2 separate regions of the Homo sapiens genome follow, and region 1 is linked to region 2. Evidence: chromatin loops called from intact Hi-C (ENCODE). Cell type or tissue: OCI-LY7. All regions are shown on one strand. Each heading gives the region's core, and the rest is flanking DNA. Links, peaks and the distances in the headings are about the cores only.

Region 1 (3,036 bases), core at 231-2,730, 180 kb after region 2:
TAATGGACACACCTCATTTGAGGATTCAGGTCAATGAATATGAGAGAGTATAGTGGGCAAAGCCTATTCTTTTTTTTTTTTTTTTTTTTTTTAGACGGAGTCTTGCTCTGTCGCCCAAGCTGGAGTTGGTGGCGTGATCTCAGCTCATTGTAATCTCCGCCTCCCGGGTTCAAGCGATTCTCCTGCCTCAGCCTCCTGAGTAGCTGGGATTACAGGCGCCCACCACCATGCCCGGATAATTTTTGTATTTTTAGTAGAGACGGGGTTTCACCATGTTGGTCAGGCTGGTCTCAGACTCCTGACCTCGTGATTTGCCCGCCTTGGCCTCGCAAAGTGCTGGGATTACAGGCATGAGCCACCACACCCAGCTGGCAAAGCCTATTCTATTGGGAACGTTAGAGATAATAACCCACAGAACGGCTTTAATATTCCTTCCCTCATGTCATAAGATTATGAAAGTTTTTCTTTTGTCATATGATTATTAAAGATCTGCTCTAAAGAATATATTTTGATGTTCAACATAGACAGTCCTGAAAATTAGGAGACTTCGACTCTCTTGTTTCTGAAGATACAGTGTTATGAAAAGGAGAATGTTAATTTCTTTCCACAGAAAGGACTGGAATACAAATACTTCCATGAAGAGTGACCTGGCAGTGAGGGAGCCCATCGGATGGTGAATCCATTGTTTTTTTTTGTTGTTGTTTTGTTTTCGAGACGGAAGTCTTGCTCTGTCGCCCAGGCTGGAGTGCAGTGGCACGATCTCGGCTCACTGAAAGCTCTGCCTCCTGGGTTCACGCCATTCTCCTGCCTCAGCCTCCCGAGTAGCTAGGACTACAGGCGCCCGCCACCATGCCCGGCCAATTTTTTTTTTTTTTTTTTTTTTTTTTTTTTTGTATTTTCAGTAGAGACGGGGTTGCACCATGTTAACCAGGATGGTTTTGATCTCCTGACCTCGTGATCTGCCTGCTTCTGCCTCCCAAAGTGCTGGGATTACAGGCATGAGCCACCGTGCCTGGCTGGTGAGTCCATTGTTCAACATCAGTCATGACATGTCTGCTTAGGGTGGATTTTCCATACTGTTGTGCTGGGGTCTTGTCCTGCCATGCAGCCGTTCTCACAAGTTATGAACACAAATATTCCATACATTACTGATTATCTGATCGCATCAAAGGGCTTTGAACACACTGTGGCATTAACTCCTAGATCGCTAGAAAGAGACCTACAGCATGGTCTCTCCTGCAATTTTTCAGGAATACCTTTCCTGAAAGTTAAAGAGTCAGGAGAATGGGCCAGATGAGAGCCTATGGTATCAGTCTGTGCTAAGAGTCTGATCCTATGATTTAAGCTTGTCATCTCCTCTTTTAGAGGCAAAACCATGTATAATTTTCTATGTCTGCCCTTTGCTGGCTGCCATAATGCCTTGTTCTTAAATGGTGCTTGAGAAAAACATGGTAAATTCAAAGACATTTCATATATTATAATAGCATCTTCAATCCAAGTTGTTGCTCAGCAACTTATGACACTGTTTAGTCCTAGAACACTGATTGGTTCTTCTTGTGAGATTACTAAATTTGGGACACTTGAGAAATGACTTTCAGTTCCCTTTCTCTGTGATAGGAGAGAAGTTCCTATTTGGACAGTGCTCATGGTTCTCCGTTTTCTTTCAAACTCTAATTTCCTGTGTGTTTGAGGGAATTTCCAAAGGCACCTGAATGAGGACTTCTTGGTGATGTCAAATGGTGACGAGACACTATAGCCATGAGAATTCAGTCAAGAAATAGGAATCCCTGTAATCAGTCTAAGCAGAACTGAATATATTACAGGGAATTAGCCCTTAAAACTGTTAGGGGGTCTGGAGGAGCACAAGTCACTGCAGACCCCTAATTTTAAAAGATCAGGAACCCACAGGAAGCCTCTGCTGATGTTGCAGATCCTCTAGAGCCCCTAGGAGTAAATGTCTTTAGAACACAAGGCTGCTGCCAAAACTCATGTCTGTGAAACCTGTCCCTGAGATGGCTGTGGCCTAACTTCCACCTCCCAAATCTCATAATACTGAGTTTCACTGGAGAAATGTATTCCATGTTCAGAAACCTGGGGCAGAGCAAGCCTGAGAGATGTAATATTCTTACATCTATTCCCAAAGATACAGACAGGATCAGAGAAGCAAATGGAAATTTTACAAAAATTACTAAATGCAAATATGTGTGTCTATGTTTGTGTGTATATCCACCATAGATCACTCTGGTTCTCCCCACAGTGCCAAGTCTAAAACCAGAGGACATATTCTTCTGGAGAAATAAGTTAGGGCTTTCACACTGGGCCCAGATCAAGTCTGGGACCTCAATACTTCATTTGTTTGTGTGGTTTGAATTCTGAGAACCTCCAGCCCCTTCTTTTAGCTTCCCTTCCACCACCCCCTACCCCCTTTTCCTTCTGCACTAAGGGTCTTCATGGTGTTTTTCTCCTACTAAGGACTTCCTACCAGAGGTGCTGAGGGAATATTGATCTAGGTATTTCCTTCTCAATTCACTACATAAGAAGCTTTTCTTGTGTTACTTTTTCTCATCCTGAGAGGTCACAGAAGCTGGTCTGCTGGAATAGATCCCTATCAGAATAAAAACTGTGAACTGTTGATATCAACAAATGCACTAGGACGTTAACAAATGTGCTAGGGCAGTGGGTTAATGGGCCTTCCTAGCATGTCCTGTGTTAATAGAGGCCTCCACGATGACTGGACTCATCTTTAACCTGGGAGGATGGCAGTTTGAGTTTGATTCATTCTCTCTTCACCTCTACCTGAAACCTGATGCTTTAAAGACCAGAGTTATCTTTATACAGACCTCCTGGGGTGTGAAATTACCCCTCTTTACTTGACTAGTCTTTGTAAATTACAAAATGCATGCAGGTAGGGGTGTGTGTGTGTACGTGTGCACACTTAGAAACTTTGAATCCACATCTCAGAATATTTTCCTGCCGGCCAACTACAAGTTTCATTGCTTTAACTTGAGAACCTGTAGTCAGATTGTTCTATAATTC
Region 2 (2,670 bases), core at 1-2,500:
GGTACAAGGTCTCCTTTGGAGGTGATGAAAATGTTATGGAACTACATAGAAGTGATGGTTGTACAACATGGTGAATGCACTAAATGCTACTGAGTTGTGCACCTTAAAATGGGTTAATTTTGTTATGTGAATTTTACCTCAACAAACAAAAAGACTGCCTAACTCAGGCCCATGTCTTTATATAATATGCTATATAATACACTCTACTACTCTTTAAAAAATCAACAATACAGGACAGTATACTTATCCTAGACTTTCAGAACATTTATTATTTTTTAAAATCTCATTATTTTGAATAAAAACAGTTTTAAATCTATAGATTATATCTCCATCCAACTTCATGATTCATTTATAGTTTGTTTTCTTTTCAGTAAAGTACATTTTTTACTTTCTGTTGAGTCTATGTATTTCTTACAAAACTTATTCTTTGATATTTTCTATTATTCCTAATGCTAATGAAGCTCCCCCTGCCACCAACCTTGGGTATGCCTTCTTGACAGTTTAGTCTGCCAGAGACAAATGATGCTGACTTCTCTACTTTGCCTTATTAGATAAAAAGAAAAGTATGTAATGATAATATCAAGGTTTCATGTTAATGTGGTTTATGCAAAGATTTATGTCATCATCCTTCCCCTTCAACCACAACCCTATTCTAATAACCACATCCTGTGACCAAACAGCTCTTCTTTTCCTACAAGCATCACACTTATTATTAGTTACTCTGAGGTTCTCAATGTGAATTTTAGATAGTGACATATCCTTTGGCCAATACTTGAACAATCTTCACACAAGATGTGAAGAACATGACAACAAACTGTAACTAAGGGTATCAAAGAACATAGTTAAGGACTCCTGGCTGTGATGGCCGTTTTCAGTAAGACATTATTCTACAGGACACTTTCTGGAGTATGAATTCAACATATTAGAAACTACATTGTGGAGGTTTCCCCTGAAGAAAAAAAAGTAGTTGGGAAACCCATGACAATAAGGATCTGAAATTAATGTGGTATGAAAGTGAGGGTAGGTGCACAGCTCTGGGCCAGCCACACAGAGTTAGGGCCACTGTCTCAACATCTGAAAGAGACTGGGCTTGAACAGTGATGAATACATTAACCAGGGGGCTGGATCTACATTGCTCACACTTGAGCAGAGATTGGAATCCAGCTGACTGTGAATGAGTGTGGAAGAGCCCCCTGCTGGAGGCAAATGACTGGAGCCCTGTGCATATGCTGGGCCATGGAGGAAGAGCACAAGTATATTCTCTGGAACAGAGCTCTTAAGGGACTGGGCTAAGTCAGCCAGCATCCTCCTCCTCCTCACCCCACCCAATGGTAAATCTGATAAATCAGTGCTAATTTGCTTTGTATGTTAGAATTTACTAAATGTGATGGCTGATATTTTGAGCCAGGGTGGCAAATGCAGCTACTGACTCAAGAGCAATGTGTAGTAGTAACTTGGGTATGAGAATAGGATTGTGAATTGGTATGCAACTTTACCAGTGACAGTTGTGTATCACTACCCATTGGCATATATGTTCTAGTCTAGTGCTGAGAAAGATACACAAAATATTAAGACTTTTACAGCAAGATTGGTACCACAAAATGCTCATTTTTAGCTCTCGTGGTTTTTCTGTCTTGTAGTTTGTTGTAGCTTTCTCACTCTTTTCGAGGCATCACCAAGTCAACTTGTAAATTCTGTAATCACTTTCTTTCAGTAGATTTCTTAATTAAGACTAGGAATCCTTTTTGACACTTGGACACCGAAAGGAAGCATCTCTCAATTTCCTCCTTTACTCATGCATCTTCTTATCAACTGGGGAGTCTGGGGGTCATAAGACTGAAGTAGTAGGTGAGGCTCGGACATCAGATCAAATTGAGAATTAACTAAAACAGGGATGGGGCAGAAGCACCTCTCCATAAGACATGCCTACCAGTGTGCCATGTCAGTTTACCATTGCTATGGCAACACCCAGAGGTTACCACTTCTTTCTATGGCAATAATGACCCACTGGGGTCATTGAAGTGGTAATTGGAGTTACCATCTATAAATTAAGGGGTGGATTATGCAGAAATTTCTACCGTATTTCTAGAAATTTCTGCATAGTCCACCTCTTAATTTGCATATAATTAAAAGTGAGTATAAATATGACTGCAGAACTGCCTCTGAGCTACTATTCTGGGCACACTGCCTATGGGGTAACCCTGCTCTGCAAGGAGTAGCTTGGTTCAATAAAAGTTGCTGTCTAACACCACTGTCTCATCCTTGGAATCTTTCCCGAGTGAAGCCAAGAACACTCTCGGGTGAAGCCCCAGTTTTGAGGCTTGCTGGCCCTGCATCAAGACCACCCTTGCAATGGATGAGTTTATCTGCTAGTTATCTCAGTACTGAGGGCTTCTTAATGTGGGAGTCCTCACTTTGGGGAAAATGAAGAATTTGACTGGTTTTGGGGGGTTGGTCAAGGGAGATCTGCTGCAGTCTATTAAGTGATTCTGTGAAAGACAATGATATCTTACTCCACTTTGAGCATTTGATCTGAATGCCTTCTTCACATGAAGCCTCTGTGGATCCATAACCAAGGGTGCAGGAATTTTGCTTCTGAGAACCTTTCCATGATAGACTTCTGGTTATTTCTTTTCTTTCTGTTTGCTATTATGACCTACACCTCTGTTA

Evidence for each region. Peaks named below come from ENCODE experiments on the same cell type or tissue, not always from the same donor. Only the 100,000 strongest peaks of a DNase experiment are listed, where the experiment ranks them.
Region 1: a loop joins it to region 2, with 3 times the contacts of the local background. A loop is called at or near these places in 7 of 110 quality-filtered maps.

Annotation. Positions count from the first base shown.
Region 1 is chr6:32,436,127-32,439,162 of GRCh38, reverse strand. No RefSeq gene overlaps it. Among named protein-coding and RNA genes, the nearest start is that of HLA-DRA, 2.2 kb to the left of the region's middle. In OCI-LY7, for the core only: no CTCF peak of the experiment used is centred there; a DNase peak (open chromatin) is centred at 1,552; H3K4me3 peaks cover 1,492 bases; H3K27ac peaks cover 2,500 bases.
Region 2 is chr6:32,621,156-32,623,825 of GRCh38, reverse strand. No RefSeq gene overlaps it. Among named protein-coding and RNA genes, the nearest start is that of HLA-DQA1, 15 kb to the left of the region's middle. In OCI-LY7, for the core only: a CTCF peak has its summit at 1,173 (motif pointing left); DNase peaks (open chromatin) are centred at 645 and 1,185; H3K4me3 peaks cover 1,411 bases; H3K27ac peaks cover 2,006 bases.